Linked DNA regions of Homo sapiens: all the other regions are linked to region 1. A link is a loop called in an ENCODE intact Hi-C map of the cell type or tissue named here. Cell type or tissue: heart left ventricle. All regions are shown on one strand. Each heading gives the region's core, and the rest is flanking DNA. Links, peaks and the distances in the headings are about the cores only.

Region 1 (8,032 bases), core at 1,196-6,195:
CACTAAAAATACAAAAATTAGCCAGGCGTGGTGGCGAGGGTCTATAGTCCCAGCTACTTGGGTGGCTGAGGCACGAGAATCTCTCGAAACCCGGGAGGCAGAAGTTGCAGTGAGCCCAGATGATGCCACTGCACTCCAGCCTGGGCAACACAGCAAGACTCCATCTCAAAAGAAAAAAAAAAAAAGGTCAAGAAAAAAAAAAGAAGAGGGGAAATTCGTAATCACAGGAAATACTAAAATCAGAGGTGGATGATCCTGCCAAAGATGCTGTAGAAATGACCCTAGTTCGGGTGTGATTTCAGACTAGCATCATTAACAGAGGTTAGTATCATTAAGATCTCTTCATACTGGGGGTCCAGGGCTCTAAAATCTTATGATATTGTATGCTATGATAATCTCAGATATACTTTGCAATTCTAACTAAAACATCAATTACTTATTTTAACATCAATCAAATGGTATTACCGATCAAAGTCTAGTATACCCTGTTTATGAATGCTGGCTCTAACTTCAGACAGTCTGGGTTCACATGTTGGCCCACCAGTGTTTGTATGACTTTAAAACAACTTGTTCTATTTCCCCATCTGTAAAATGGGATTAATATTTTCCTTCGATTTAAATGAGAATGTGTTAGAAACAACGTCTATGTGCTGAACTCTTAATCACAAACATTTCTTGGGCATAATCAGAAATGAAGGACATAAATCATCAAATGTAATTTAAAAATTTTAGCTTTCCAAATATGGAATATGTATTCTTTAATTTTATATCTAGAAGTTCATAATCTTTTACAGACCCATATCCTTTTGAGAATGTGATCACCCAACAGAGTCTTTATCTAGGAAAAAAGCAAATATATGCTATATTCTGCATATGATTTCTGGGAAGCCAAGGACCCTCAGAAGTATATGCATGAAATTAAGAAAGAAGCAGGGCATGGTGGCTCACATCTGTAATCCCAGCACTTAGAGAGGCTAAGGCAGGAGGATCACTTGAGGCCAGGAGTTCAAGATCAGCCTGAGCAACACAGGGAGACCCTCATCTCTACAAAAAATAGAAAAATTAGACAGGCATGGTGGCATGCACATGTAGTCCTAACTTCTTGGGAGGCTGTGGGAGAAGGATCACTCGGGCCCAGAAGTTCAAGGCTGCAGTGAACCGTGATCGTGCCACTACACCCCAGCCTGGGCAACAGGGCAAGACCCTGTCTCTAAAAAAAGAAATAAATAAATAAATTAAGAACAACTGATGTAAACTTTTAAAATTGCAAAGTTGAGCAGTGGAATTTAAGAATCTCTTCAAAGCAGAGAATCCAACTAATATTGAAATATACTGTCATTTACTTTTTCAAAAACAGATTATGCAAGAGTAGAACATTGTATTTTCTAACTTATCCCTCCTTTTTGGAGGTGATACAAATTTTTTGAAACATTTTTTTTTTTCTTTACAAAAATTGTTTTCTCTTTGTTGCCCAGGCTGGTCTCTAACTCCTGGCCTCAAGTGATCCCCCAGCCTTGGCCTCCCAAAGTGCTGGAATGACAGGCATGACCCACTGTGACCCACCAAAAGCATACATATATTTCAGATGAATCCATTTTAACTCATGGAAAGAAACTAGCAGTAGAAACCTCTTTCTAGCAGCTTGAGATAGAATGGTTCAAAGTATTAACATACTTTACTATTGCTCAAATATCATAGGAAGAGTTCTCAATTCTAATGCAATATATATTTTTAAACATAAAAACATACCAACCTAATTCCTATACTTAAGAGTCTCATGATAAAGTTTTATTTTTTTTAAAGTCGGATTTTTTTACTAGACTTATGCACTAATACAACATGTTTTTCTATAAATTAGCACATTTTTAGTTCTGTTTTATGTTATGTTTGTTACGTCGCCTGATAGTCGAAACCAGTTGTTCTCAACCTGCTACCAAATACCAACCTGGAAATATGCCACTATTTAAAAAGCCCGAAGAATAGGGTTTTGTTTTTCCTTTTTAATTGTTTGGTGTTCAAACTACATAGTAAACCAGTTGGCAACCATTACTGAACAAAAATAGTTTTTCGTATGCATGAGCACCATTTTCCAACAGAAAACACTTAACCATTTTTAAGGTACTGGAAGTCCATGCAAGGGTTCACATATGCAGTAAATATCCTTTCAATCTGGTTGTATCACATTGTTTCTGTGAAAGGAAGACCTGATATTGCAGATCTCACAATTAAATGGTAAAAATCAATGAAAAACTGCACCTGAGGCTCAAACACTAGCCAGATGGCCTTTGGTTGGAAAGGTCTCATCTGCTTCTTAAATCCCGCCGTAACTGTGAATGTTTGCGATGCCACCACATCCCCAGTACAAGAGAACTGGAGCATCTCTGGCTCCTTCCATAATCGAAGGGCTTCCAGCGTAGGGCGTAGGGGGAGAGGCCCGAAGCCCTGGAGACAGCGCCCGAGGGATGGAGGCCGCGCTCGGCTGCGCTCAGGTCCGGGTGGCTCCGGGAGCTGAGACCCCGCAGGATGCAGCGGGGGGGGGCCAGGGCCTGATCCCCTACCCCTGCGAGCCAGGGCCGCCTACGCCCCCACTGCTTCCCACAGGTAACGTCCAGCCCTCTCCTCCCCTATCCCCCGAAATATCCCGGTTCCGCTCCGCTCCGCTCGCCGCCCGTGACCCCGACCCCGACCCGTCCGCGACGGCGCCCTCCCCAGGAGGCAGCGGAGGACTAGGGCCAGGCCGCCCACCCTGGCGGCGGCGGCGGCTCCCGGCCAAGGCGGACCCTGGGGAGGACAGCAGCTGGGCCGCGGCCTGTCCCTAGGGGGAGCGGGCGCAGGGCCGCGAGTGGGCAGCGCCTCCGCCCCGCACGAACAAAGCGGCCAGGCGCGCCGGGCCGAGGCAGCACCGCCTCTCCGGGAGCGCGGGGGGCGGGGAGGATGGCGGGGGTACTCACCTGAGGGCCGGCGGAGGGCGCGGGCGGGACAGGCCCAGGAGACGGGACCGCGGCGGGCCGGGGCTCCGCGCCGAGGGCGCACGGGCTACGGGGAAGGGGCGACCGGCGCGACGTCCGCGGCGGGGCCCGGGAGCCCCGCGCCGCGGGCCGGGGGCCGGGGCCCGAGCTCGATTCTGCGGCCGCGAGGTATGGGAACCGGTCCGCCGGGCCAGGCAGCGGTGCTAGGCAGCAGGGGCAGCGACGCCGCCGCCTTTCCCTTCTCCTGCCCCCGTCCCTGCTCCGCCGCGTCCTCGTCCTCGCTGGGTCCCCGCCGCCGCCGCCTCAGCCTCGGCGCTCCTCGGGTTTCTTCTCTCCATCAAGGCCGGGCCGACCCGCAGGGACCATCCCGGAAAGTGAGGGGTTGTTGCCGTTTCCCGCAGCTGTTGGTGGCCATCTTTAATCCTCCTCCTCCTCCTGCTTTCTCCACCTCCCGCTGGCTGTCTGACTGACTGACTGGATCCTCCTCTTTCCCCTCCTGCTCCTCCTACTGAGCCGGCCGCAGAAATTGCAGCCGCTCAGCTTCTACCCCCTCCTGCCTTTCCTTCCTCTTTCCTTACTTCCTTCCCTTCCCTCGGCTTCCCGCTCTTGCCTCACTCTCAGCGGCTGCCTTCGCCCCTGTCTGCAGACAGCGCCGCTGGATGCTCCCAGCTGGACTTCAACCCCACTCCTCTCAGTCCCTCTCCCCACTGCCTTCCAGACGCGCCTCTTCCCCGCCCCGCGCCCCTCTCTCCTCTCCCACCCCTGCCCCTCTCCGCGGCGCTCACCCTCCTCAGTCCCAGTTTCTGAAAGGACTCAGCTGAGAAAGGACAACTGGGTTCCGCTTTCCTTAACCCTACACCCTTTAGCTGGATGCTGTCAGAGGCGATGGAGAAACGCAAAGGTGCGTTAATTTTACTCTAGCCAGAGTATAAAAGAACTGCCCACGCCAGCTATTGTACTACGCAGCTTCGAAACTCCTGCACGCTCTCCTGTGTGGCTCCCGTCCGTGATGGGACTGTAGTTGAGGAGCTCGGTCTCAAATGGTGCCTTCCGTCAGTGACCTTGAGTCGGTTGCCTAAGATTTTAGATTTTCCTTTTCCTTCCTGGGAGGGGCATTATTTATACCTTTGCAGTCCCACAAACAGTGTTTAGACCAAATAAGTATCCTTTAGTAAACCTAGAACTGCCAAGTGATCATCATTTTGCCCGTTTGTTCCTACTCAACCCAGCAGACAATTTGGGTCACGCTTCAGTTCTGGCAGTAAAGACAAACTGAGTCAGCAGTTAGGAGTGGACTCCCTTAAACAACAGAGTTAGAGTGGGGAAGTGGTCATAACATCGCTGTAATCACAAACTTGTTTTTCCTAACACTGCAATCTACAGAAGTTTCAGGATTTCCTCTAATAAACATAAGGCAAGTTGGATTTGCTGTTTTCTTCTTTTTGACGATTTTGCCTTTAGAGTTGGACCCATTTGTAATGATTTACTCGTCAATTACTCCAAGATAACAAAGTTGGAGGTAACATTGCTAACAAACACAGGTGATATATATGAGCACTTTGTGGGGGGGGGGTGTCACAGTTTTTCTTCTGTGGGGCACTGGCTATTAAAAAAAAAAAACACCTTGCCCTTTCAAAATAAGACTAGTGTGTTCAAAGGTTAGTCCCTTAAACAGACCAAATGTGGGCAGAAATGTTTTTAAATGTAGTTTTAGATTCTACTTCAAAATGAGTAATGTTTTGAAAGTTCAAATATAAGATTTTGTAATTATAACAATTTAAGAGTTTCAAATCTCTTTGAAAAGAATATGCCAAAACAAACCTAAAAATATATTTTAGTAAAAATACCGGTATCCTTTGGTGGGGGGCGGAGCAGAATTCTAATATTTAATCCTCACGAAGTAACCTTAATTAACTGTTAGGTTCAAGATTTCAGTTGCCATCTTTCAATGCCAATAATTTTTCCATTTGAAATCAACAACCTATACTAACATCTACAACTCTTTTAAACCCAAATAAAGTATTTGAGACAGCATTGTACAATACGTTTTGAAATAAATTATTAAAAACAAAGCACCTATGTGGGGGTGTGTGTGTGCATATGCATGTACATGTACTTTTTTTGTTCTTTCCCTTTGGCCTTTTGGTGTTTATTCTTTATTTAGATTTTGTGTTCTTCCAGTCTATTTCTAGGCAAAATACCACAAAATTCTTGACTCTTAAATATTCACTTATAAAACTGTATGTATAATAATTGGAGAAAAAAGAACGTTAGATAACATGAATATACACTGCGAAAATAGGCTGACTTCTTTTAAACATTAAGACCACCATGCATTTTTAAAGGAAGATTTTCAGTTAGAGGTTTCAGGACTCTTGTCATTGTGATTTTATTTACACTGAGGGAGGAAGAGTTACATTTTAAAATACTATAATTATATTTTTCTGTTAAAACATATATTGCAATAAAGTTCACAAATCTATCAGTATGCAAAAGCAGCCGTTTTCATATTAATGTCTTACAAACTCACAAAGGTTTTTCAGTGATAGACATAAAAATAAATGTACCAAGTTTTTTTTTTCTTTTTTACTGAAGCCACATAAACGTAAGTACTGTAATAATGGAAAAATCAGACCCTTCACATTTACTTTTTTACAGCTCTGTCATCATTACAGCCTTTAGTCTTTGTTGCTGGCTAACTGTAGTTTCACTGTCATCTTAGGAATCAAGTACGAAAAAAAAATGATCAAATCAGGTTTTCCTGCAACATGATTATTGTTTCATATGTATTCACTCTCAGATAAAGTCAAGGTCCTCTATAAAACAAAGAATTGTGTTAAAGTGGGATAAACCCTTTGTGCAGAGGCCAGATGGAAAGAGATCTAGGCATGTGCAGCAAACTCCTCTGGGAATAGAGGAGCAAGCATGAAGGGCTATTTCTAAACAGTTCTGCACTGGGAGGCTGATCTCCAACTTACAATTCATGAATAAGGTGACTGTGGAGAATGATAACCAAGAGGCTATCTGTGACAATAAGCAAACAACCCATATTTGCTTTTAACATGATTGAAAATTCTATGAACATGAATGAGTGAAACATAATTTTAAAGGAAGGAAAATGGAGATAAAAGGTTCATGAAAAATATCTAAAAGTAAGAGGAAGAAAAAATAATAGAAAACAGCAATTTTGGAAAATTGTTAAATAATACATATTAACAGTTTGCTATTTAAACAATTATTTTCTTTATGTTAACTTTTTGTTAACATGTTTGCTTTTAAGACTATACAGGAAATAATTTAAACTTGGTCAGGTAGCATTATCCCAGAGATGAGCATATGTAATTTATAGAATTTTGAGATATTTATTCCAGAACATAGAGTGCTAAATGATGCTGGGACACAAAAATCAAAAAGAATGGAAGTGTTAATTGACATATTTAAAAATTACTGAGCCACTATATTACATATTATATTAAATATACATTTCCATTTTTCCAGGCTACTAGACGCAACAATAGAATTACCATATTGTTTTTCCTGGTTTGAAAGGACCAGATGGAAAGAAACTGGGCAAGCCAATGAAAGTCTCTGGGGATCATGGGAATTGAGTGTCTATGAAAACCATATTCCAGACAAGAATATAGTCTAAGGTAAATGTTCTCATAATCTCCATTCTTTAGAAAAGACAATATTTCTGTTCTGCATCTTCCTCTTTAGGTGGACTGTCAAAAATATCAATTGAATAATGACAAGCCATATTTATCTGCACTGATTGAAATTTAGTATCATTCTTCACTCCTCAATTTATAGAACTACTTATAATTAACTGATGAGCTGTCCCTGAGACAGTGCCATTTATAGTCATTACTGCACTCTAATTGGGGAGAAATGCTTTTAGAAAGTTCTAATTAGAGATTTTTTCTGTTGTTTTTCTTATAAATACATTCAAAAGAGGTATTGGAGAGTTTGTTTTGTTTTGGGAAGAGGCATGTGTGTAGCTCGATGTATTGTTTCTCTTTATACTTAAGTAAGTAATATGTAATAAAGCTTCTTTAAACTTTAAAGAGTAACAGGCTCACAGGAGGAAACAGAATAGTATCACGTTTTGCCCTTGTTCATCATAATTATCAGCATTATAATAGAGATGGGGGATTGAAGACTTTTGTTATTAATAAATTCTATTTCTACTTAAAGTTAAAGGTCCTCTTCATTTTCAGTTCCTTTATGTTTCTCTATGGAGAGTTCAGACTTTTAAAACCAGTATATTTACAATGTTTTTACAAGATAAATACACTTCACCCTTGAACAACACAGGTTTGAAATATGCAAATCCACTTCTATGTAGATTTTCTGCCACCTTGGCCACCCCCCTGAGACATCAAGAACAACTCTTTCTCTTCCTCCCCTTCTCAGCTTATTCAACCTGAAGATGATGAGGATGAAAACCTTTATGATGATCCTTCTCCACTTAATGAATAATAAATATATTTTCTCTTCTTCATGATTTTCTTAATAGCATTTTCTTTTCTCTGCCTTTATTGTAAAGATAAGTAATACATATACAAAATATATGTGAATCAGCTTTATGTTATCAGTAAGGCTTCTGGTCAACAGTAGACTATTAGTAGTTAAGTTTTTGGGGATTCAAATATTACACACAGATTTTCAACTGCACAGCAGCCAGGGAGGGCAACAGCACTCCTAACCCTGGCGTTGTTCAAGGGTCGACTGTATAGTAGTATACACATTGAGCATATTTCACTCATTAAAAATTCTGGTGAAAAATTATTCAAATGGCTCACTATAGATCATCTAGTGCAAACTTTGTAGCAATTTGAATGAAATCCAGGTCTCCTGACTCAGTCTCAAGTCCCATAACTTCAGAGTTGACAGGGCTCATCTTAGAGGAGAGAAACTCAACCAAAGAAACTTTTAACTGTGCCATCTTCAGTTAAATATAATTTAAACTTAATTTCCAGAATTAATGTTCAGCGTTGACCTTTCTTAGAAATAAAGCTAAGGAATAAAGTAAATAAACAGGGTTTTCCTGTTTACAAAAATGA
Region 2 (8,032 bases), core at 1,485-6,484, 380 kb before region 1:
TTTCTAACCCTTTACATCTAAGCCTCAGGTTTTCTTCCTTGTAAAACAGGAGTAATATTTGTTATGCCTAGCTTGTAGATTGTTGAGTAGAAGAAATGAAATAATGCATGCGAAAGTGCTTTGTAAAGTGTTATGTAAAGAATTATTACTTAAATTATGAAGGAACATGTCATTTAGGATATAGCTTCAGCTGTGTTTGATGAAAATGTTGCTGAAAGCAAATTAGGTCACAGCTAGATTCAAGCTATGATTCAAGCTAGGTTCAAGCTATGACTCAAACCCAGGGTTCTTGGTATAGAAACTCCATACTTCTAACTACACCATAGCACTCTCTCCTCTGATACTCTCTCACTACAATACTTGATAGTACACCATTATTTTCCCGTGCAATTCCATTAAAAATAAAAATGTAAATATAAGTTGTTTTTCAAGATTTTCCCATAAAATGTTTCTCTGGTGGCCTAAATCAGAAATTCCTACCTCTAACTTATAAACAAAGCTGACAGAGGGCAACAGAGAAAGATAGGTCAAGCGACAAAAGCTGTTACTTGGGTATCTAAGCAACTGGAAACGCTTGGCTGAGGAAGATTTCTTCCGCCCCTGGCAAGCTGGGGACATTCCAGCAGGGCACCTTTGAGCCTCTGATGTGAAAAGCAGCTCAGATTCACATTCCCACCCCAGAGGGGCATGTTTATCAGTCTGGGAACATTCTGAGGGTATTCAGGGAAGAGTGGTAACAAACTGCTTCATCTACTCTCACTACTTCAGGCAACGTCTCTGCATCTTATGCTCTTATTACTTCCAGCAAAAGAGAAGGTAAACAGTAATCTAAAATAAAAACCATATAAGCAATAACGTTAGCACTCTCTCTCATCTCTCTAGCAAATTCCTCATTAGGAGTTAGAAGGTGAAAAAAAATTTTTTTTAAAATTTTTTTTTTAATTTTTTTGAGATAGGGTCTCACTCTGTCACCCAGGCTAGAGTGCAGTAGAGTGAACAGGGGTCACAGAGGCCTCGAACTCCCAGGCCCAAGCAATCCACCCGCCTCAGCTTTCCAAGTAGCTGGGACTACAGGCACACGCCACCATGCCCAGCTAATTTTTAAATTTTTGTGTAGAGATGGGGTCTCCATATGTTGCCCAGGCTGGTCTTGAACTTCTGGGCTCAAGAGACATTCATGCATCAGCCTCCTAAAGTGCTGGAATTACAGATGTGAGCCACCACGCCCGGCTGGAAAATCTTAAAATCAATCCAAGAAGTGCTGGCTGGGTTGTACTACGTGATTAGGCCCATGCATATGCTTAGGGTTTCCATGAAGCCCTTCAGCAGGATAAATACAAGAAAAATTAACAGGTAAAGCCTTAGAAACCATTACACGCCAGATTTTGTGTTACCAAACACAAATACAATAAATTTAGAGAACATAAGTTCCCTGAATGAAAACGAAAGATAAAAATAAAAAAGAAAGAAAAAGGAAAAATTAGAAAAAAGACATAGAAAAAGTCTGAGAACACAGAGTTCCGTAAGCCAGTTGTGGTTGAGTATATTGTACAGTATCTTAAGTAAAATAAAGTCATTACTACAACCACTTTTAATAAGTATTAAAATCAACTTCTCTCTGATATAAAGTGAAAATGAAGAAAAGTGTCTATGTAAGTCTAAAATAGACTTTAAATGAAGAAACCATAAATACTATACATTCATGGGTTGCATAACAATGTTTCAGTCAACAATGGACCACATATACCACTGTAGCCTATAAGATTATAATACCATATTTTTATAGTACCTTTTCTATGTTTAGATACACAAATACTTACCATTGTGTTACAGTTGTCTAAGTAATAGGCTATACCATGTAGCCTGGGTGTGCAGTAGGCTATGCCATCTAGGTTTAGTATACCCTGTGATGTTGCCCAATGATGCATTTCTAAGAATGTATCCCCACTGTTAAACAACATATGACTGTATAAATTTCCCTTGTTGTGCTATACCTTTGCCATCCCATCATTTCTTCATTCACCTCTTCAGCAAACATTGTTACCTATAGAAGGGTGGTTTTTGGCACTGTGGAAAGAGCTAGACCTGTAAAGATGAATAAGCCAGTTTCTGCTGTCTGGACTCAGTCTATTCACTCAACTAGTGGTAATAGCTATAATGAAGAAGATTGAAAGAAATTGCTCTCTTAGCTAAAACACAAGAAGGAGCAGAGCTTAAGGAAGGTGAGGTAAGTAGAACCTCACATTCTATTTTGGCAGTCTTTGCATTGGTCCCACTTTTCCTGGGTTGGGGAATACTGTTTCTTCTATCACGCACTACTGTCCTCTGTTGTTCCCCTCTGTCACTCCTCTCACTCTCTTTTTTCCTCCTGCAGCAAAGGGAAAAAGTCAAAGAGGCCATGAGAGGACTAGGCAAAGGGGAAACAGGAAGTTGTTCAGGTACCTTGTGTAGTAGGTCTCCTTTTCTTGGACCATGGGGGAAAGCAAAGGCTGGATTCTGATCGTCTAAGAGCTAAAAGGGACCACAGAGGCCATCCTTACTATCCGTTTACAGCTGAGGACACTGAGGGTTAATAACTTACCAAGGCCATGCAATTAGTGGCATTGGCAGCACTAGAACTCAGGCTTCTTGACTTCCAGAGAGTTAGAATGGAGCACTTCTAATCCTTTATGCAGGGTAGGGTAGTAGCCAGAGATGGAAACCCTACTACTGGCTTCAGCCATTATTCTGATTATCTTCTTCACTATCAAGCACTCCTTCATTTCCGATCCTCCAAACAATTGGACAATTTATTAATGTAGTCACCCCATAGTTCTCTGTTCAGTAGGGACTTATTTTCAAATCTTCTCTGTCATTTCAGTTATCCACCCCATAAGGAACAAATTATGGTTTCTCGACATCCTTTTGAAAACGTGCAACCCAAACTAACCGCACAGCTTCAAAGATCTGTTTGGTGAGGTAAAATGATGTCTTTGTGTTCTGCTTTTCAATGCATCCTAATTTGACTTTTGGTTTTGCTCATTTGTTAGTAAATTTTCAACACTTTACTTACTTTTACCGTGTCAGTAAAGACCTTGAGGAATTTACATAGTTGATCTATTTCTATAAGGGTGCTCTCCTGAACCTTGTCCTGTGTGAAGGCCCGCCTTTTTTCTTTTTTCTCTTTGTTTCTCTCTTTTTTTCATTTGTTAGCTTGTCAGTAATGACCGGGTGGCGGATACATGTCAAGAAAACTAATCACCTTCTAACAGGATTAAGACTAGAATTAATGCAGATCTTGTGCCCTTCCTGTTCCCGCTTTGGCAGCCCAAGGTCCACCACTGCTCAGAGACTAGCTGGAGGGCAACGGCGTCCCATAGCATCTCACACTGTGTTGGGATCCTAGGTGGTGACCTTTGTGAGATTCAGTACTGAGTTTCTGGGAGACGGCGCTGCGGTTGTGATCGGAATTGTTGGCCGACGCACCTCTGGACGCCCAGTGAGGCAAAAGCATCTCCTGTTTTCAAGGTGATGACACTGGGCTGGAATGCCGCGGGGCCAACCAGTCCGTCCTGCCAGACAAGTTTCTGGTCCAGTGAGCCTCCGACCCGCCGCGCGTGTCAAGCTGACAAGGCCGGGGAGGCGTTTGAAGCAGCAGTGTTGAGCGCTGTTAACATTTAGCGGGCGTCTTTGAGTAGCTCCTCCAGCCCTCGCAGCGGCCCAGGGACTAGCCTGCAAGTTCTCAACGCTCACTTCCAGCCCGCGCTGGCCCCGCCTCCGCCTCCCAGCTCCTCAGCCTCCTCCCGCCCCACCGCTCCCACCTTTTCTCAGGCCCCCACCTGCCAGCACGCAGAGGCGGGGGCGGGGTCGCGGGCCGGGCTCCTGACGTCACCTCACGGGGAGGCGGGGCTGTGGGAACCGCAGTGCAGCGCAGAGGGGCGGGGCCTGCGGCGCGAGACCTGGTGCGGGAGGCCCGGGCAGGGAGAAGTGTGCGGGGCCGGGACAAGCCGGCTCCGAGTCCGGCTCCGGGGGGCGGGGCGGGAGGGGCCTGCGCGGCGGCGGGAGCCCAGAGCCGCGCTAAAGCGGGTCAAGCGTCCTCCTTTTCTCCCCGCCCCTTCTCCTCCTCCTACCTGGGCCTCTGCGTGGAGACGCGCACCTGGCAACCGGAGGCCGCGTCTCCGCCTTCTCTGCTCGCGCCTGGCGCCCGGAGCCTGCCCGGGACCTCCGCCGGAGCCGCGCTCGCTGCAGGCGGCCTCGAGCGCTCTCTCGTTGATGCCGTTTTGGAGGTGACCGGCGCGGCGGCCGCTCTATGGTGGGGCCGCGTTAGTGGCTGCGGCTCCGCGGGACTCCAGGGCGCGGCTGCGAGGTGGCGGGGCGCCCCGCCTGCAGAACCCTGCTTGCAGCTCAGGTTTCGGGGTGCTTGAGGAGGCCGCCACGGCAGCGCGGGAGCGGAAGATGTTGGAGCTGAGGCACCGGGGAAGCTGCCCCGGCCCCAGGGAAGCGGTGTCGCCGCCACACCGCGAGGGAGAGGCGGCCGGCGGCGACCACGAAACCGAGAGCACCAGCGACAAAGTAAGTGGAGCCGAGAGAGGCGGACGCCGCGCCCTGGCTGGGTCCTGGTTGGAAGCGGGACACTTGAGAGCAAGGGTGGGGCCCGTCCAGCGTCAGGTGAGGCTGCACGCTGCCGGTGCACCTTCCTCCCTGCCTGGCACTGCTTCCTCCTTCTCCAGAGGGGGTCGGGACCCGGGATCCCAGTGGCGGTGAGGTTCCCAGGATGACCGCGGCCGCTGCCCGGGAGAAATGGGCCACTCAACCCGGCTTACAGTTTAGCTTCATCCTCTTCCGGTCCCTTCTTCAGGATCTGGGGCCGACGCTGGAATCAGGAGGGAACCTGTCCTCCTAGGGGCTGCAGTGCAGTTAGTAGCTGCCACCTCACCTCTCTTTTCAGTAGAGGGAACAAAGTTAGTAAGGACTAGAGACGTGCCACCGTCGGCTGTATCATTTCATCGGATCCTGACGCGGGAGGCTTGGCTTCTCGCGCTGCCCCATATGCACTTACATTTTCTCCATCCTTTTTCAGTATGATAGATTTTGGAGGTTTTAGAGTATCATGCACGTGACATAATAGTAATCTTCCAGCTTCTTTTGAGTACACGACAGACAGTGCAATTCTTCTGTCTACCAGTAGATTTCATATAACCCGACGTTAATTCATGAAGACTTTTCACTTCCTTTTCTATAGATTACTCTTCTTTCACATTTAAGAATAAGTAGATGCGATATTACTATCTGTTTAAAGCTAGAAAAGGAATTCGGGCGTGTTTGGTAATATAGTGGTGCAAGTAAGAACTTGTGAAGAAATGCAGTTTTATGATCTTATGGACTGGATGGTTTGGGAAATTGGACCAGAGAATAGATTGTTGTATCAAACCGTCTGTTTAGAAAATTCCATTTTATTTGAGAAACCCAAAACACGTAAACTGTTTCTAGAAGCATACTTTGGAAGCAGGCATTGCAGTTTGAATTACAGAAGTGAGGTGGATTGCCCAAGGTCAAGTTCGTGGCTCTTGAAACTAGAATCTAAGTTTCCTGATTCCTTTTCTTCTGGTTTATGTGGTTGCTGAGACTGGCTGGCAGTTCTGATTTGGGGAGGATTCCACCTGAAAGTTGATGTTGATGAGTTTGATGTAACCCAAATTACAAAGCCCTAATAGGAACATATCACATGATATCACGAAATAAACGTAAACGTGATTCTTAGTACTAAAACTTTAGAATCAATGGAATCAATGTAGTGACACTTTTCCCCTTACCCTTGATAGTAAGTAGAATAAAATGAGTCTGTAATAAAACATAAGTGTCAAGGAATTACCCAAAATATAACAATTTCCAGCTACTGAAGGTTGAAGTTACAAAACTAGGAACAGTGGGCTGAGAATAGTCTTTGTGAAAACTGCCTTGGAAACTAGACCCAAAATAGAATTAATTAGGTTGGGATTTGTTTTGTTTTGTTTTTAGCACTGGTATAGTTTAGCATCAAGGAAATACCAGCTTCTCTATGCTGACTTCCTTAACTCGACAAAGCTAACAAGCTTTTGTTAAGAGAAAAGATGTTCAGGAAGCCATGCATAAAATACCTTCGGAATTAAGTTTTTTCTTTTTTTAACACCATAATGTATTTAAAATGGAAACTACTTCTGTAGTGTGATTTGACTCATTAGAACTGTTGTCTCTAGCTATCTGTGACTAGGTTACCTCGCTGCATATTTATTTATTTATCAATGCAGTACTGTTGGTTTTTATTGACACATGTCCAGCTGGATTTTGTTTTCTGAAAGTAGACTTTGCTATATGTAACCTGTTTTGTCAAGATTTCTTAGACAAGGATGAACATATTCAAACCATATCTAAAATACTGCTCTACTTTTAGAGTTTATCATGAGGAACTTTTGACTTGGCAAGCTGATAGATATTGAACTCTATCCCTGTCTGTCCTTTCTTATCAGGGTGTGTATTTGAATACACCTGTATTTCCAGGTCAAGGGCTATTTTAAAATCAGTTTGCACACTGGAGGCTGGTTAATATTTGGTCAATTCAAACTCATTAAGGGCCTTCCCTGTTCAGTTGCAGTAAAGGCAAAACTCTTGGGGAATTAGTGAAAGAAGTGAAGGAGGTACATTATATTCTGCTATTATAATACACTCCCATGCATTGCCATTTTGTAGTCTTTTAATAATGGTGTTATTAACATGACACTCCCTTTGTTCCGGACTGGTGACTTATGCTGAGAGAAGGCTCTGTACTCCAGATAATTAGCAAGTGAAAAAAATACTTCTTACCTGCAGAGGAATGTTCCCAAGTGTTAAATGTTGGAGTGGTACTTGAAAAATGACAAGGGACATCTTCAAGGAACCCTGCAGGAGACATATATGAGTTAGATTTATTGGAAGTCTGTACAAGGCTCATTGTTAGCATAGAGGGCATGCTTGGCGTCTACCTGGAGACTGTAGGAAAAGCTCTAAACAGTGGATGAGGATTGAGCTGGGAATGAAAAGATTCCTGGGACTCACCAGGTTTACAAGGGTTTGGGTAGGGTGTTCTAGGCAAAGGACGTGTTGGGTTTTTTCTTGAATCAGCATTCTAGGCACAGGGTTGCAGATACAGAGGAAGAGATAATGAAGGTCCTGAGAGCAAAAGGAGGAGGCATTGCTTAGAGCAGTGGTCCCCAAATTTTTTGGCACCAGGGATCAGTTTTGTGGAAGACACTTTTTTCCACGGATGGGTTGGGGGGATGGTTTCAGGATGATTCAGGTACATTACATTTATTGTGCACTTTATTTCTATTATTATTACATTGTAATATATAATGAAATAATTATACAACTCACCATAATATAAAATCCATGGGAGCCCTGAGCTTGTTATCCTGCAACTATACAGTCCCACCTGGGGGTGATGGGAGACAGTGACAGATCATCAGGCCTTAGATTCTCATAAGGAACATGCAGCCTAGATCCCTCGCATGTGCAGTTCACAACAGGGTTCAAGCTCCTGTGAGGATCTAATGCTGCTGTTGATCTGACAGGAGGCAGCGCTCGGTGGTAATGCGAGTGATGGGGTGTGGCTGTAAATACAGAGGAAGCTTCACTCGCAGACCACTCACCTGCTCTGCAGCCGGGTTCCCAACAGGCCCAGTTCCTAACAGGCCGGTACTGGTCTGTGGCCTGGGGGTTGGGGACCCCTGGCTTAGAGGACATCATCAGTAGTACTTAGGAATAAGGGCTGAGATAGAACGTGGAGTTTAGCAAAAGATCTAAGTAGAAGCAAGTTTAGGTTGAGGAAATTGAGAGGTGAAATGTTGGTAGTTATTGTTATAAAGTGGCAGTGAAAGGAATACAGGATGGCAACTAGAGAGACAGGAGGATTAATGAAGATTTTTCTTTTCAGAGGAGGGGAGATATATATTTGTATGAAAGTCAAATGAGTAAAGATGTTGAAGACAATGGGTAGGCCCTAGGAAAAAGAAAGCAAACATGGGGTAGAGACTATGGA
Region 3 (8,032 bases), core at 1,784-6,783, 110 kb before region 1:
TTCAAGTGATTCTCCTGCCTCAGCTTCCTGAGTAGCTGGGATTACAGGCACCCACCACCACACCCGGCTAATTTTTTTTGTATTTTTAGTAGAGATGGGGTTTCACCATGTTGGCCAGGCTGGTCTCGAACTCCTGGCCTCAGGTGATCTGCTCATCTCGGCCTCCCAAAGTGCTGGGATTACAGGCGTGAGCCAACTCTCCTGGCTGAGTACATGGTTTTTTAATGGAGGTGTTTATAATATTCCTATTACTCAGGGTGTATCAATGTATATTTTGCTCCTAAGAATTAGTATGAGGTATTTTATTGCTAATAGTTATTAGGACAACTAAACAGAACCAATAGCTCATTTCTTGAACAGTTGTTAAGGATATAATTATTCAACCAGTCTTCATGCTGGGTAAATAATATGCTGTTGAAAATGCCAGTAACTTTTTACACAAATCCTGATGTTTACTGCTTTATTTCCTCTAAGAAATGTTCTGACAAGATAAATAAAACTGGCTTGAATTTACCAACCCAAAATCAGTACTACAGAAAAAGACTATGTCATATTTGCTAATCTGAAATGAACAAGCATTGCTTCTTAAATAAGGTTTATTCACTCACAAATATTTATCGACTTCCTAGTATATGTGCCAGGCAATGTTCGAAGGGTCCTGAATACAAAGGTAAATAAAACAAATATGATTCCTGTGCTCATGAAACACAGGACATTTTAGCACAGAAGACCAGTGGTAAATAAGTTGATTTTAAAATTAAAATTATTTAAAGATAGTATTATGAAGAAAGTAAAATAGGGTAGCTGAAAGAGAATGCCTGGGGTGGGAAGAAGGTTGTCAGGAAAGGTCTTTCTGAAGAAGCGACACTGGTGCCAAAGGATGACACTGACTAATGAGGAAAAGTTACAATCCAAAGAGACAAGGAAAGAGGGTTGCAGGCAGTGAGATCAGAGCTGTGCAAAGACCTCAAAGTGAGATTGATTCTGGGGTGTACAGGAATGAAAATGAGGCTGATAAAGCTGGGGCATTTTGTATAAGAGGAAAAATGGTACAAGATAAGGTTGGAGGGATAGAGGAACTAAAGCATGAATCTGACATTGTAGGTAATACTGAATGGATAAGGTAGCAAAGAAAATAGTGTAGTTTTGGTGATTGACTTCAACAACTGAATCTAAAAATATTATGTATGTGTTCACTACTTTCAACAAGTAGTGGTATTTCTTGAAACTATACAATGCTTCCATCATTTACATAAATGTTTGCCAAAGAGGATGCAGCATGAAGCTGGGTGTCAGAAGGTGTAGATTCTACTTCTCACTCTCAGGGAGTACTGACTACTTGTCAAATTTTTCCAGTTCTAGGCCAGGTATGGTGGCTCATGCCTTTAATCCCAGCACTTTGGGAGGTTGAGGTGGGTAGATCACCTGAGGTCAGGCGTTGAGACCAGCCTGGCCAACATGGTGAAACCCCATGTCTACTAAAAATATAACAATTAGCTGAGTGTGGTGGCACATGCCTATAGTCCCAGCCACTTGGGAGGCTGAGGCATAAGAATAGCTTGAACCTGGGAGGTGGAGGTTGCAGTGAGCCAAGATGGTACCATGGCACTCCAGCCTGAGCAACAACAGAGCCAGACTTGGTCTCAAACAAACAACGACAAAAAATTTCTGGTTCTGCAGAGGAAGAAAGTTGGGCAAGAGAACTGGCAACACATTCAACTCAAAAGGGCTGATTCTAGAATACATATGTGAAATTCATAACAGATTAAAAAAAAGGTAATGAAGAACAAAAATGACTTCTTGCAAATTCACTGGAAATAACAATTACCATATAATACCCATTTAAAATCTGCGTAGCACTATTCAAGAACTTGGTGTCATTTAAGTCTCATAAAATCCTACAGAATAGGTTCTACTAGTAGCCTCATTTTACAGTTAAGAAAATTAAGAGTTAGACAACTTAACTTAAAACAGGAGGCAATACAGACAGAATTTAAAACTACATCTATCTGATTCCAAGCCAGGCTCTTCATCACTCAGTACTATATTTTTCTCAAACTGTGCATGAACCCTATCACTAAACTGTGCATAGTGTTCATCTTTAGAGAAAAATAGCATGGTTTGACTTATTTTTAAAATAATCATTTTTAATATCCACCTAAATAGATTTCAGAAGATTTCCTGGCACCTCTTCAACCAAATATTTTTGGCACTCAGGGAAAGCAAATTAATGGTGTTATCTAATGGCATTCATAAAGGCTCAATATAAACTTGTTACTGAATAGTGCTATTCAATAAAAATATATTAAATATGACTAATAAAAGAGAGGTTGGAATGTTTACAAAGTTTTTAAAAATGGAGGCTTTTGTTTCCTAAATATGTGTTATATCTAAAATTAAGTCAGACTATGGACCATCATTAGTCCTAAAATAATTTGCTATAAATAACAATGTTAAAAAATTAACAATGAAGATGTAATTGCATTATTTCGTATGGTAAATCAGTTAAGATTTCTTATCAATTAATATAAATGATTAGGGAAATATTTATCTTATGCTCTTTTTGTTTCTATGAAGGACCATCAGATGAGAGTCTGAGAAGAACAGAATGCCTAACTCAGTCCCGTCCTCTCCTTCCGGGCTTTGCCTGCCTCATGAGAATATGCATTCTCATCTGCTCTGGCTGTGGCTTGCCACTGTCCAGTTCTGCCAGTGACTGGGTAAGTAAACATGACTATTTCAGGGCTGAATTCAGCAAGTCCTTTGTTGCACAGACCCAAGCCACATTCTCCAGTATCAACTGTATTGGTATTATGTAATAAGTAATAAAGCTGCCACAAAATAATTCACCTGTCTGCCTTCTGATCTCTCTCTTATTTGGTTCTAAGTTTGGGTGACCTCTCTCTTAAGTCAACAAATTAAAAAGTAATGATAATTTGTAAGGGATTAAAAAAGGACACTGTATTACATTTACATGCTTCTCAAATATAAATTGGAAATAAGTTAAAAAATAAGGGGAGTTTCTTACAAAAGATCTAATTGGTAAACATTACATTTTAAAATACACAGCAAAATATAACAAATACTACAGTAATTAACAGTGGCAGTTATGAATTTTTAGACAACTAAAATGCTACTCATTTTGAGTAAGTTTAAACCAAATGTTTTCTTTGTCAGCTTTTGTTCTTGGGACTAAATGTTAATTATTTTTAAGAATGCTGAATAAATATTATTCAGCTATTTTCAGACTTCACCATAATCTTTCAGTTTGAGCAAATCAGTAAGAGGGAAGATAACAGCAGCCTCCTTGTAGGACTGTAATGAAGACAACAGGAGGCATTTCAAGAACCCAGCATGAGACCTGGCCCAGAAAAAAGACTTAATACATGTCATTTCCCAACCCATGTCTCTCAAAGGCAAAAATCATGCACTGAAATAACACTATTAAGCACACTTTAAAAACTAGTCTGTAGCTAGATGTCCATGTCTAACAGCTTGTTCACCATTTAGCTCTAATCAAGCAAAGTCTCAAAAATCAACACTGCAATTCCTTTTTAGCAATCATGGTAAGAACTGGTTGGCTCTAGCAACATACTGAGCTATTCACTCACCATAGGTATTTGTCACTAGTGGACAATGTTCAAGCACAAACGGCCAAATGTTAAATAGATATGGCTATATATTTCTAAATTTAATGGAAATGGTATCTAAGAACAATTTTAGTTTATTAATTATATCCAATTAATAAGAATTATTTTTAAAATAATACATTTTTCAAATTAGTCACAATGGTACAGATATAACTTTCTATCTTTTCATTAGTTAAGAGTTTACTGAACCTTTGTGATATCAAATCACTCATTATATTAGAGTTTTAAGGCATTGCATACACATATGTTTCTAATCAACCAATTAAAAACTTTTGAGAGAATTTGTTAATAGTTAATGAGACTTACAATAACATAGGACATAAGATAACTAAGTCAAACATTTTAAGTAGATAGAGAATAATTACTAAAGCATCTCATATCTACTTATTAAAAAAACAAATAGTCATGAGATTCTTCTAGTCTAGTAGACTGTGGAAGCCTAACTGATAAAATACATGGGATACATATATATGTAGGCTATTACTTAATAATTCATGTTAATAGCCAAGAACAATTCCCCTAACTGCTCTAAACATTCTCATTACCTTGTAAACATTCCTAAGTCTGACAGAAGGAAATTACCTCAAACTCCTCAGTAGCCAACAGCACATCATGACGTTAAAGTAAAACAAAAATAAGATTTAAAAACAAAACAAACTTCCAGATAACAAAAATTATTAACTTCCTGGTAATAAAAATTAGTAACTTCCCTGAATAGGGCTTAAAACAATGGCTTGTCATAGTTCTCTCTCCCATTTTTAAAAGAGCTATTTTAAACCTTTCCCCACCTCTTCTCACGTTCCTACTCTACCATCTCCTCCCTCTATCATTCTCAGCAGATAATCTATCCTATTATTTCATAAGTAAGGAAATGTACATTCTATAAATGCGTTAATGTTTCTATCCTCTTCTGTTGTATCCAACACAAGCTCATGGGTGATATGTGAACTAACCTTCCTGGCACTCTTGCCCTTCTGCCTTACCAGCCTATACAAACCTCAATCTCAATAAATCAGGTATTGCTTTCTCTACTTTTTCACACAGGCCAGTACTGATAAGGTTTAGTATAAATTTATCATCTCCAACCTTCACTGAGCCATCAATACTAATCAATTCTTTTATTGCCCCCTTTCAACTCTTTCTTTCTCATTCATTCCCTTTCACTAGTATTTCCAACAACAAAAATAATAAATTCACGTAACAAAAACAATAATAGATACAATAATAACAATAATAGGTACACATTTCTTGGGACAAACACTTATTAAGTGCTGTAAGTATATTATCTGAATTTAACCCTCACGACAACCCAATAAGGTTGACATTATTATTATTTTACAGCCCAGAAATTGAAGGTGACTGTTCCTCCCCAGTGCAGTAGACAACTAGAAGTCTAGTTCCTTACGAGGAAGAAGAGAGATACCACCACAAATCAAAGACAAGAACACTGATATGTGAACACTGGAGATTCAGTGATAGTCTATCTACTGAACATGAGACATACTAAAAAAATAAATAAATAATAGTAAAACAACAAAGAATTCAAGGAAATTAAAACTGTGATATTAATAGCACAACATTACTCTAAAAGAACTACTGCTTGATTGACAGAGGTCCAGAAAAGGGGGAACATATAAGATATAGAGGAGAATATTCTCAAAGAAATATTTCAGAATATTTACCGAGACTGAACAATACAAGTTTTCAGATTAAGAAGGCTTAAGCTGAAGCCACAATAAAATTTCAAAATAATGAGAAGAGGAAGAGCCTAGAAAATTTCACACAAAAAGATAGATGAACAGAGAAAATAATATAGACAACAAGTGAGACTACAGGGGACAGAGCCAGTCAGAGATTGGGGCACGGGGTGAGGGGGTGGGTGTGGAGAAAGGCATCGTCAGGGGCATGGAGATAGATCTGGAAAAAGGGGAGAAGAAAAAGAGACAGGGGAGAGTCAGAGACAGGGAAAGAAATAGGGACAGAGAGGAGACAAAGAGAGAAATGGGAGGACAGAAAGACAGTGATGGAGAAGAGAAAGAGAGATGAAAGGCATAGAGAGAGACAGACAGATAGGAAGAAAGAAATGGAAACAGGGGAAGGCAGGCAGACACAGGATAAAAAAGACAGACAGGGCAAGGCAGAGAAGATGTGGGAGGGACAGAGAAAGGAGGAGGAAAAAGAGCGAGAGAAGGGAAACCAAGAAACAAAGACATGCAGAGAAAGAAATTGAGACAGGAAGTCTGAGGAGAACAAGTTCTATAATAATGGAAAAATAAAGGTAGTATAGTATAAGGTTCATCTTTGAATAAATTTAAATTTATATCACTGTCAGTAGAGAGCAAACACTGAATACTGCTTACACAAGTAGCCTAACTATAGGGAAAGGATGAGGAGGGCAGCATGTATGAATGAGTGTATGTATGTATGTATGTATGTACATTATGGTTTGGAGGGAGAGGAAGTAAAGAAGCTAATTCTTATATTCCTCAGTAGGAAGTCAATTAAAACTACACAACAGCAGTAAAAGTATGTTATTTAAAAGTCTTTCATGGCGGCAGCAATTAGTGGTGAAGAGCAGGAGGGAACCTATAAGCCTGTGAAACTATCTGACTTTTTAAAATGATGTATTTGTGAACTTCTGATAAACATAAAAAAGTTATTATTATTATTATTTTTGAGACAGAGTTTCACTCTTGTCGCCCAGGCTGGAGTGCAATGGCGTGATCTCAGTTCACTGCAACCTTCGCCTCTCGGGTTCAAGCGATTCTCCTGCCTCAGCCTCCCGAATAGCTGGGATTACAGGCACGTGCCACCACGCCTGGCTGATTTTTTATTTTTAGTAGAGATGGGGTCTCACCATGTTGGCCAGGCTTGTCTCAAACTCCTGACCTCAGGTGATCCACCTGCCTTGGCTTCCTAAAGTGCTGGGATTACAGGCGTGAGCCACCACGCCTGGCCTAAAAAAATTGTTATTTTAAAAATACCCAACAAGATTGCTACATGTAATTTACAAAACATATGAAAACATTAACTCTATTTGAATTATCTATAGCCTATAACTATCCTCTTACAGCATCTCTTAAACAACAGCAAATTGTAATGACTTTTTAAAGTATACAAAGGGCTTGGGCAGTTGCACCATTTGGTGTAATAAAATCATCACTTTAACAGATAACAGAAATAACACAATTGATAATTTACAATCTATTCCTCTTCCAAATCTCAACCATAACAGGGCCATTTTAGACAATGGCTCACAGCTTGCACTTTATCTGTTAAAAATCAAAAAGTCTCACTAAATGTAGTTTATTCTGACCAGGTTTCACATCAAGTCACACTGCTTTATAGCAAATTGAAAACATGAAACGAGAACACCAAACTTCTTAAAACTAACTCAGCCTATCATTTTTTTCTACCTATGGCTTACCAGTAACCTTCAGATTCTTGTAGTGCCCCCCAGTCCCGGAAGGTGTGTGTCTGGCAACCTGGACTTACCCTGTTAAACACTGGCAGCATCATATACAGTTTCTCTTCTTGTTCCTTCTGAGTCATGTGCCGGGGAGGATGGCACAACTCCGTGAAGAGCCGGCGGAGGTGCATCAGTCCTAAGGCGTTGTCTTGTGGGCTGCACTCCTCCTGCCTCGGCCGCCCCATGATCCTCTTCACCATGTTCATCTTGGCTGGTTGGTGAGACGCACTTCTAATTCTGTAGGAAAATGTCAATACATGAACAGTCAAAACATCATCATCTTGACTAGGTCAAGCATGCATGTAAGAGCTTATAAGAAATTTGCAAAATAGAAAATTCTGTCTAAAATATATCTTTCTACTTCTTTAAACAGAAAAGACAGAGAAGCAAAATTTGATAAATCCCCCTGAAGGGCAAATTATGAATCTCAGCATTGGAAGTTCTTACTCACTTTGCCACAATTTGTATAAAATGTAAAACATTAATCAGACAAGTAATAAATGTTTCCAATTAGTTTAGTCATATCAAGTTCAAAAATAAAGGCGCCGGGAATAGTGGTGCACACCTGCAATCCCAGCACTTTTGGAGGCCGAGGCCGGTGAATGGCTCGAGCTCAGGAGCTCGAGACCAGCCTGGGCAATATGACAAAACCCTGTCTCTACTAAAAATACAAAAATTAGTCAGGTATGGTAGTGTGCGCGTATAGTCCCAAGTACTCAGGAGGCTGAGGTGGGAAGATAACTTGAGCCTGAGAGGTTAAGGCTGCAGTGAGCCAAGATCACGCCACTGCATTTCAGCTTGGGTGACAGAGACTCTGTCTTTAAATAAATAAATAAAATAAAAACATAAAGAGAAAGAGATCACAAAACTATTAATGGATTTCTTAATGGTTAATGTAAAAATAATGAAAAAA
Region 4 (8,032 bases), core at 1,211-6,210, 120 kb before region 1:
AATAAAACAAGAGTGGCTAGAGGAATGAGCCTGACACATACAGATCAAGACAAAGAACTGTGATAACACTTTCTTAACATTATAGAAGAGCACTGTTTAGAAGTGCAGTCTAATACCAACAGTAGTGATTTAAAAAATAGAGATGCCTAATTACGAAGGAGGGTAAGCTACTGGCTGTATTTGATTTTCTGGGCAAGAGGGAGCAAATGCAGTTTCTTGAGCAAAGGAGATGATGAAAGGATTATACTAAGACTATTAATCTAGTAGTAATGTGTATGACAGACTGGAAGGCTAAGGAGAATGGTGAGAGGGAAATAAGAGGTTTCCTAAGTAATACACAGAGGAATAACTTGAGTAGCTCAGAGTAGGAAGAGAGAAACGTGAAATACATAAGACAGCCAATCACAGAACTGCAGACTTGGAAGAATCTTCAAAAGTAAATTTAGTTGATTATATTTCTTATTAGAGAGAAGAGTAAATGGAGAAGTCTCTAAATCTGTATCTAATTTCATCAGCATGGCTTGCCAATTTTTACAGTAACATATGATAGGAGTTAAAATTGTCAGAAAAGAAGTCCAATTTGGCAGGGCATGGTGGCTCACACCTGTAATCCCAGCACTTTGGGAGGCCAAGGCGGGCAGATCACCTGAGGTCAGGAGTTCGAGACCAGCCTGGCCAACATGGAGAAACCCCATCTCTACTAAAAATACAAAAATCAGGCAGGTGTGGTGTCATGAGCCTGTAATCCCAGCTACTTGGGAGGCTGAGGCAGGAGAATCACTTGTACCCAGGAGGTGGAGGTTGCTGTGAGCCAAGATCACGCCACTGCACTCCAGCCTGGGCAACAGAGTGAGACTCTGTCTCAAAAAAAAAAAAAGAAGTAAGTCTAATTTGTTCACTAGGAACTAACTGGGTAAAAACTAACATATACTTGGTGGCTCACGCCACCAAGGTCAGGAGATCGAGGCCATCTTGGCCACTAACACAGTGAAACCCCATCTCTACTAAAAATACAAAAAATTAGCCGAGTGTGGTGGTGGGCACCTGTAGTCCCAGCTACTTGGGAGACTGAGGCAGGAGAATTACTTGAACCCAGAGGCGGAGGGTGCAGTGAGCGGAGATCACACCACTGCACTCCAGCCTAGGCAACAGAGCGAGACTCCGTCTCAAAAACAAAACAAAACAAAAAACTAATGTATACTTAACACACTTCATAAAGAAGTAGAAAGTAGAAAATAAGATTTAGGTTATCTTAGATGTATTTTTTCTTCAACTTAACATAAAATAAAAGTGTTTTATTAGATAACTGAATACAAGACTTACACATGATTCTGGGCTGGGCAAAGTTTCATCTTTGTAAACTTCCATTTGAGGGAACATTTTAGCACGAAAATTTTAAAAACAGATTCTTTTTATTGAGTCTTAACTATATATCAAGCATTGTGTTAAGTACTTGTGGGTTTAACTCATTTAACCTTTACAAGAACCCTGTGAGTTATTTTCTACTAATATATTCCTTACAATAGTATAAGTTGAGAAATGCAGAAGATAAGTAATTTGCCTACAATCACATAGCTAGTCAGTGAAAGAGATCTGGATAGGGCTGAGGTTGAATGATACAGGGAGATTCCAAACTCCATCGACAAAACAAACTATCTTTACATAACAAATATATTTTACTATTTTGTAAAGAATAGCATAACTGTATCACTGTAAAAAAATAACTTTTATTTTCACCTACCAATTTCAATATGTGTCATTAAGAATATTTCAAAGGCATCTCCCACTTTTTATTTTATTATTTTTGAGACAAGGTCTCACTCTATTGTCCAGGCTGGAGTGCACGATCACGGCTTACTGCAGCCTCAATCTCCTCAACTCAAGCAATCCCTCCGCCTCAGTCCCCCATGTAGCTGGGACTAACAGTATGCACCACCATGCCTGGCTAATAAAAACAAAATTTTTTTGTAGAGACAGAGTATCGCTGTGTTGCCCAGGCTGGTCTCAAACTCCTGAATTCAAGTGATCCTCCTGTCTTGGTTTCCCAAACTACTGGGATTACTTGTACCTGGGTGTGAGCTACTGTGCCCAGCCTCACGTTTTATTTTAAATGAGGTAAGCAGCTCATTTTAAAAGTATATAGCATTTAGTGCTATCTTAAAAAATTATGTATACTAGCAAGGAATTTTAAATAAAACCTCCATAAATCAAATGGTTTCTTAAAACTTTGGGTAAAAAATGCCCACTACTAGTCAGAAACATACTGGGTCTTTTAATTTCAATAATATTTAACAAATTCAAATATAAACGATTTAACTTAAGTTTTTAAGAGTTAATGAAAGAATATATTAATATTAACCTATCTTTAGAGTTGTCAATCATTTGATTCAAGCTTTATCTTTCACACTGCATTTCAATACATATAGTTAGAATGAAAAACCCAGAAATGAAGTTAATAAAGCCCAGGATTTCATTAAATAAGTAAAGAATGCGGACAATCTTAAATGCAATTTCTCAGCCTACACTGAGAGTAAACAAACGAATTCAATTAGCATTCAGAACAACCAGAATGCAAAACATGTTAATAAGTGAAATACAAGTTTTCCTTTGCAAAGTCCATTTAAAGCGTATTCCATTTTCAAATTTATGCTTCACAATGATGGTGAGTCACATTAATGGTATTATTATACTTATTTAATTAATGAAGACACGAAGCCCTAAACACCCTTGCCCCCTCCAAAAAAAAATTCCACAAGTTAGTCAGAAAAACAATATTAGAACTCACAGCTTCCATGCTTCTTTTCATTTGACAATATATAACCACATCTTGGGAATGAAATTACCTGAAGGTGTTGTGGCTTTGAAATCCTTGGGGGACAGCAGGGCACACTGTTTTTCTGTTTAAAAAAAAAGGCTGGGTTGTCTAAGTAGGGATTCACTAAATTCCACTAATCCCACCACAAGAGTACTGGGGTCAACATCATCCAGTCTCTCCATTGCTGGATTGCTGCCCATATTGGGGATTGCACTACTAGGTTTAACAGTGGCACCTAGCATGTAGAAAAACATTAATAATAAACTAAAGATACTACTTTATGCAGGTAGGAATTTTCTGCTTTGCTGATATAAATTGACCATGTGCCCTTAAACTTAAGCAGAATTAGAACTGGCTGAGCTAACTAGAAGAGATGGGGGAAAATCTTAAGATACACCCTCTATACAATCTGGCCACAACATTATGTTTTTGTCAAATTAACTGAGTCACTACTTACTTCCAGCAAAAGCCACATGGAGGCAAAGGACCAAGAAAGAATTAAGGGAGACAAGGAGACTGTGACTTGACCTAAACGTATAACAAATCATCCATGTATCCATTTTGCAACTTGATATTCCCTAAAAGGTTTCCATTTTCACAAACTTCAGATAGATGTAAACAACAGAACTGCACATAAGCTTGTTTCCTACTGAGATATCTACAGCCCATATCTCAAGTAATCTGATAAAAAAAAGGCTGTGTCTGTGGGTGCTGATTAGGTAACACCCAAAATAACAAGTCTTCCATAGCAAATTCAGAGGGGTACTGGAAGAATAATCTTGTTCTGGTGAACAACGAACACAGCCAACCTTCAAAGGAATAATAAAAGGTTCACTTCACCTGTTTTTTTGTAGAAAAAGTGTGTGAATGTAAATTAAGACAAAATTCTTTTCAATGATAACCTCCTATAAAATAAAAGGTTATATGAGCTATCTAAAGTAGTCCAACTTACAGAAGAAGAAAGCAGAATGGTGGTTGGTGGCCAGGGGCTGAGGAGAGGGGGAAATGAGGAGTTGCTGTTCAATGGGTATAGTTTCAGTCATGTAAGACACAAAAAGCTCTAGAGATCTGCTGTACAGCATGGTATGTATAGTTAACAGTCTGTACTGCACACTTAAAAATTGGTTAAGAGGGTAGATCCCATATTAAGTGCTTTTTTTAAGCACAATAAAAATAAATAAAAAATAAAGATGAAATATTAAGAGTTGGATGATTTAGGATATACTTAGGCCCTGAAAAATCTAGAACTTTTTACTAGAAAAATCAATAGGTCACAAAGTCTCCATGAATGTATTTTTGATAACAACACTGACCAAAAGAATCTTCCAATGTTCTAAACTAAAAATGAAAGAAAAAAAACAAGGATTCCCATAGCCAGGGTAAGGCTAACTGAGGAGACACTCCAGAATTATGTTCTTCTCTCCTAAAAATCAGGAAGGGTGGCCCTTCTAACTCTACTCCAATTCTCAAAGCATTTAAAAAAAAAAAAGGCAGAGAAATCCTATGTCCAAAATCAGTAAAAATTTAGGTGCTATTAATACACGGGTGAACACAACAGACAATAAAATTAAATAAGTAAATAAAATACTTTCAGATGATAACAAAGCTATGAAGGTTAACATACAATGTGACTGAATAGATACTAAAGGGTGTGGGGACACAGGATAGAAGACCTATTTGAGATACGGTACTTAGGAAAGATCTTTCATGAGGAAGTAACACACAAAATAAATTGAATATCATAGGATTCAAAGGTTAATGAATTTCACAAGCTTAAAACTAAAAATTATGTGAAATTACACAATATGAAAAAAATGTATCTTAAAAAATCCCTAGTTAATAAGATGTCATCAATGAGGAAAAGTGGATGAAGGGCACATGATCCTAGCTACTATTTTTGAAATTTCCTAAGAGTCTACGATTATTTTAAACTTAAAAGTTAAAAAAAATACTTGTGTAATTCTTACTGTAATTAACAATGAGACATCTTCTACTTGATTTAAGACATCTTTCATTACATCTAAAAAATTGCCCTGTGGATGTAAAATCATAAAGGGAGTTAGGAAAACAAATCTCCACTGTAGCAAAATATCTTTCTACAAACATGCAGATTAGGTATTTAAAAATATAGTAACAGAGGCAAGTATAAATAAGTTTTAGGAATTTTTTCCTAATCTAGTATGTCATTCAAGAAAGAATGGGGATACCTAATTTCATCAGCGTGGGTATTTCCTCACAGTACTGTGAAAATGGATGAATACATCCATTAAAATGCTTGTAAACGTATTTTTAAAAGGTATAAACTTTTAAGAACAAGAACAGAATAAGTGAAAGCAATGAAATTTTGGATATTAAAATAGCAGAGAGATTCACGGTTACTGATTAGCAAACCCTAGAATCTTGAAGTAATTCAGGAAAAGTGGAAAAGCAACCAAACTACCAAAGAACCCCTGAGAGGCTCAGGAATTGGTGGCACAATGCACCTTTGGAAGCAGAAGTAAATAAGCAACTACACAGAGAAGGACTGGTGGAAAATATGTTCAAGAGCAGTTAGACCCAAGGTCCCTACTACTATGTGGGCCCTAGACCAGAGGTTTGTTTGTTCACTGAAAAGAGTAAGAGAGGGAGTACGCATTGAGGGGCACAAGGCACCATGTGGACATACAAAGGTAAAATAAAAGCTTATATACTAAAGCTTGAGGTCTCCAAACCTTTCCCCTACTTTGCTTCCAAAGTGCTGAGTCAGGCATATATCTTCCAAGCAGAGACTGGACAATTCTCTGAGCACCTGCTTAGTTTAGGAAAAAGATCACCAAAAAAACAGCCTAGCAAGATCATCTTATGTTGCAGCCCACAGCTGCAAGCTTCACACACAATTAAAAAGCTTTTTAATGCTCCATTCTTATGTAAGAGCAGATGATCAAGGGTGAGACATGTATGGACATTCTCTAACATAAGAGACAAAGACAAAAACAAATTGATAAAAAAACCTTTTTATTAAACCTGAAAGAAACAGATTATTTATGGAGACAAAAATCTGAAAGAAAAACAAGAAACCGCCGGGCGCAGTGGCTCATGCCTGTAATCCCACCACTTTGGGAGGCTGAGGCGGGCGGATCATGAGGTCAGGAGATAGAGACCATCCTGGCTAACACAGTGAAACCCCGTCTCTACTAAAAAAAAAAAAAAAAAAAAAATTAGCCGGGCATGGTGGCACGTGCCTGTAGTCCCAGCTACCCAGGAGGCTGAGGCAGGAGAATCGATTGAACCCAGGAGGCAGAGGTTGCAGTGAGCTGAGATCGCGCCACTGCACTCCAGCATGGGGGCCAGAGTAAGACTCCGTCCCAAAAAAAAAAAAAAACCAAAAAAAAAAACAAAAAAAAACAAAAAAAACCCCAGAAAGGTAAGAAGAAAATGCAGCCCCAAAATAATAGAAACCAGTTAAGAAAGAACACTTAGAAATGAAAAACATTTTTTAAAATGAGAAAAATATAATGTCACAAATGAAAAAAAAAACTCTATAGAAGAGATAGATGATAAAATTGAGGAGTTCTCTTAGCAAGTAGTCAAAACACAAAGATAGAAAATGAGAAGAAAGATAAGAAAATGAGAGGAACAGTCTAAGAGGTCATCTAACTAGAAGGAGAAAACAGAGGAGGATATCATTAAACAATTCATGAAACTTTGCCCAAATTAAAGGATATGAATAACCAGACTGAAAGAGTTCAATGAGTACCCAGCACATGTATAAAAATAGGTCTACCACAAGGCATGTTATTATGAAATTTTAGAAAAGCAGGGACAAAGAGAGGATCCTAAAAGCTTCTAGAAAAAAAAAAATAGGTCACAGAGGAAAAAAAAATCAAGAATCTACGTAGCTTTCGATTTCTCAATAACAATGTAAGAGCCTAAATTATAAAAGAAAATTTTTTAAATTCTGAGACAAAATGATTTCCCACACAGAACCTGATACTTACTTAAAGGATGACTGATAATAATGCAAGCAGCAAGATTTTCCAAAATGACCCTGAGTGCTCATCCTGGGCTGCATGGAAGGACAGAGCTAAGACACCCACCACTGACCATCTCAACCCATGGTCAACTTTCCCAGGCAATTAGTAGCTTCTAATCTCTGCTAAGAGGACCTCCTGGATTACACAGCTAGCATTCTCAAACAACTCCTATAAATATCTAACAAGTATTCAATGGCCTAAGTCATAGGCAGTTTAAATGTCTCTTTACTAACAAGATTACTCTTGAGCTTGTCCTTTAGGAATGGAGAACAATGGGGGATGGAGAGGAGGAGACAGAAGTATCTCTCCATTTAAACGTAAACCACAGCTGTGTATTCAGCACATCTCCCCAGCACATGTATCTGTGAGATCATGAGAGTCGTAGATATGTGTCTTCTTGTCTCTTATTGACCCTTGGTTTTGTATTAAATACATTTCCTTTTCTATAATAATCATGCTGTATGATGTAGTGGAATTTGTTCTAAGTCCTGGCAGCTGAAAGGTTGTCAGGCTAAAGGTATCACTTTACTTACTGAAAAGAAAAGAACCCATTTTTCACAGCAATAGTCAAAAAATGTTTAACTCAGGGTATGTCTAAAACAACAAGCAGAACAAAACCCTAATAACTCCCCTGTATCCTTTTTTATAAAGCTGCTGGAAAATATGCTTTACCAAAATTAGGAATTAAGGGATTCAGGAAACAGAATCCACCCCCAAAAAATGAAAAGGCATCCCAGGACAATGTGAATAGTGATGTTAAAATGGCAGCTGTGCACTGGCCTAGAGAGCAACTACTACAGATGACACAGAGACCCCTAAGTAGCTTATGGTCTACTGGGAAGATCAAGACACATGCACAATGACCACCCAGGAGGTTGAGAAGAAAAACAGTAGTTCAGAACAGAAAAAAATTTTCTTTGCCTAAAGAAATCAAAAAGCATTTCATCAAGGAAGCATGACTTAATCATGCTGACATTTAGACATATTGAAATGAGGAAAGATTCTCCTTCCTCAGTGAAGCATTCTAAGTAAATGATTAAAATAAGAGTATACACATGTTTGAAGACTACAGACAGCTGGATTTGGTTGAAATACAGAAAAGAAAACAAGCAATAGAGCAGGGTATGCTAAAAAAAAAAAAAAAAAAAAGACCAGATGATAGCTTTGCCTTAAATTTCATGCTGAGGAATTTGTATTTTGCTCA

Evidence for each region. Hi-C counts contacts between places; a loop is a spot of excess contacts. Peaks named below come from ENCODE experiments on the same cell type or tissue, not always from the same donor. Only the 100,000 strongest peaks of a DNase experiment are listed, where the experiment ranks them.
Region 2: it touches region 1 in a loop (4-fold over the local background); 41 of 110 quality-filtered maps call a loop at or near these places.
Region 3: it touches region 1 in a loop (2.8-fold over the local background); 20 of 110 quality-filtered maps call a loop at or near these places.
Region 4: a loop joins it to region 1, with 2.4 times the contacts of the local background. A loop is called at or near these places in 22 of 110 quality-filtered maps.

The regions. Positions count from the first base shown.
Region 1 is chr4:84,963,258-84,971,289 of GRCh38, forward strand. It overlaps WDFY3 (WD repeat and FYVE domain containing 3), which reads right to left and starts at 3,433. Exons shown (of 68, transcript NM_014991.6): 1 at 2,952-3,433. It overlaps WDFY3-AS2 (WDFY3 antisense RNA 2), which reads left to right and starts at 2,359. Exons shown (of 4, transcript NR_152775.1): 1 at 2,359-2,601; 2 at 6,468-6,619. In heart left ventricle, for the core only: CTCF peaks have their summits at 2,775 and 3,508; DNase peaks (open chromatin) are centred at 2,834 and 3,514; H3K4me3 peaks cover 3,684 bases; H3K27ac peaks cover 2,513 bases.
Region 2 is chr4:84,578,968-84,586,999 of GRCh38, forward strand. It overlaps CDS1 (CDP-diacylglycerol synthase 1), which reads left to right and starts at 4,160. Exons shown (of 13, transcript NM_001263.4): 1 at 4,160-4,551. The coding sequence starts at 4,435. It overlaps LOC102723338 (a long non-coding RNA gene), which reads right to left and starts at 3,254. Exons shown (of 8, transcript XR_007058460.1): 1 at 2,582-3,254. RefSeq lists silencers at 3,767-3,976, 4,017-4,116 and an enhancer at 3,953-4,906. In heart left ventricle, for the core only: no CTCF peak of the experiment used is centred there; DNase peaks (open chromatin) are centred at 3,834, 4,444 and 4,614; H3K4me3 peaks cover 2,406 bases; H3K27ac peaks cover 550 bases; H3K27me3 peaks cover 2,101 bases.
Region 3 is chr4:84,853,267-84,861,298 of GRCh38, forward strand. It overlaps WDFY3 (WD repeat and FYVE domain containing 3), which reads right to left. Exons shown (of 68, transcript NM_014991.6): 4 at 7,146-7,356. The coding sequence starts at 7,325. Among named protein-coding and RNA genes, the nearest start is that of WDFY3-AS1, 61 kb to the left of the region's middle. RefSeq lists an enhancer at 3,101-3,731. In heart left ventricle, for the core only: no CTCF peak of the experiment used is centred there; no DNase peak of the experiment used is centred there.
Region 4 is chr4:84,841,613-84,849,644 of GRCh38, forward strand. The region is part of intron 5 of WDFY3 (WD repeat and FYVE domain containing 3); the gene reads right to left. Among named protein-coding and RNA genes, the nearest start is that of WDFY3-AS1, 49 kb to the left of the region's middle. In heart left ventricle, for the core only: no CTCF peak of the experiment used is centred there; no DNase peak of the experiment used is centred there.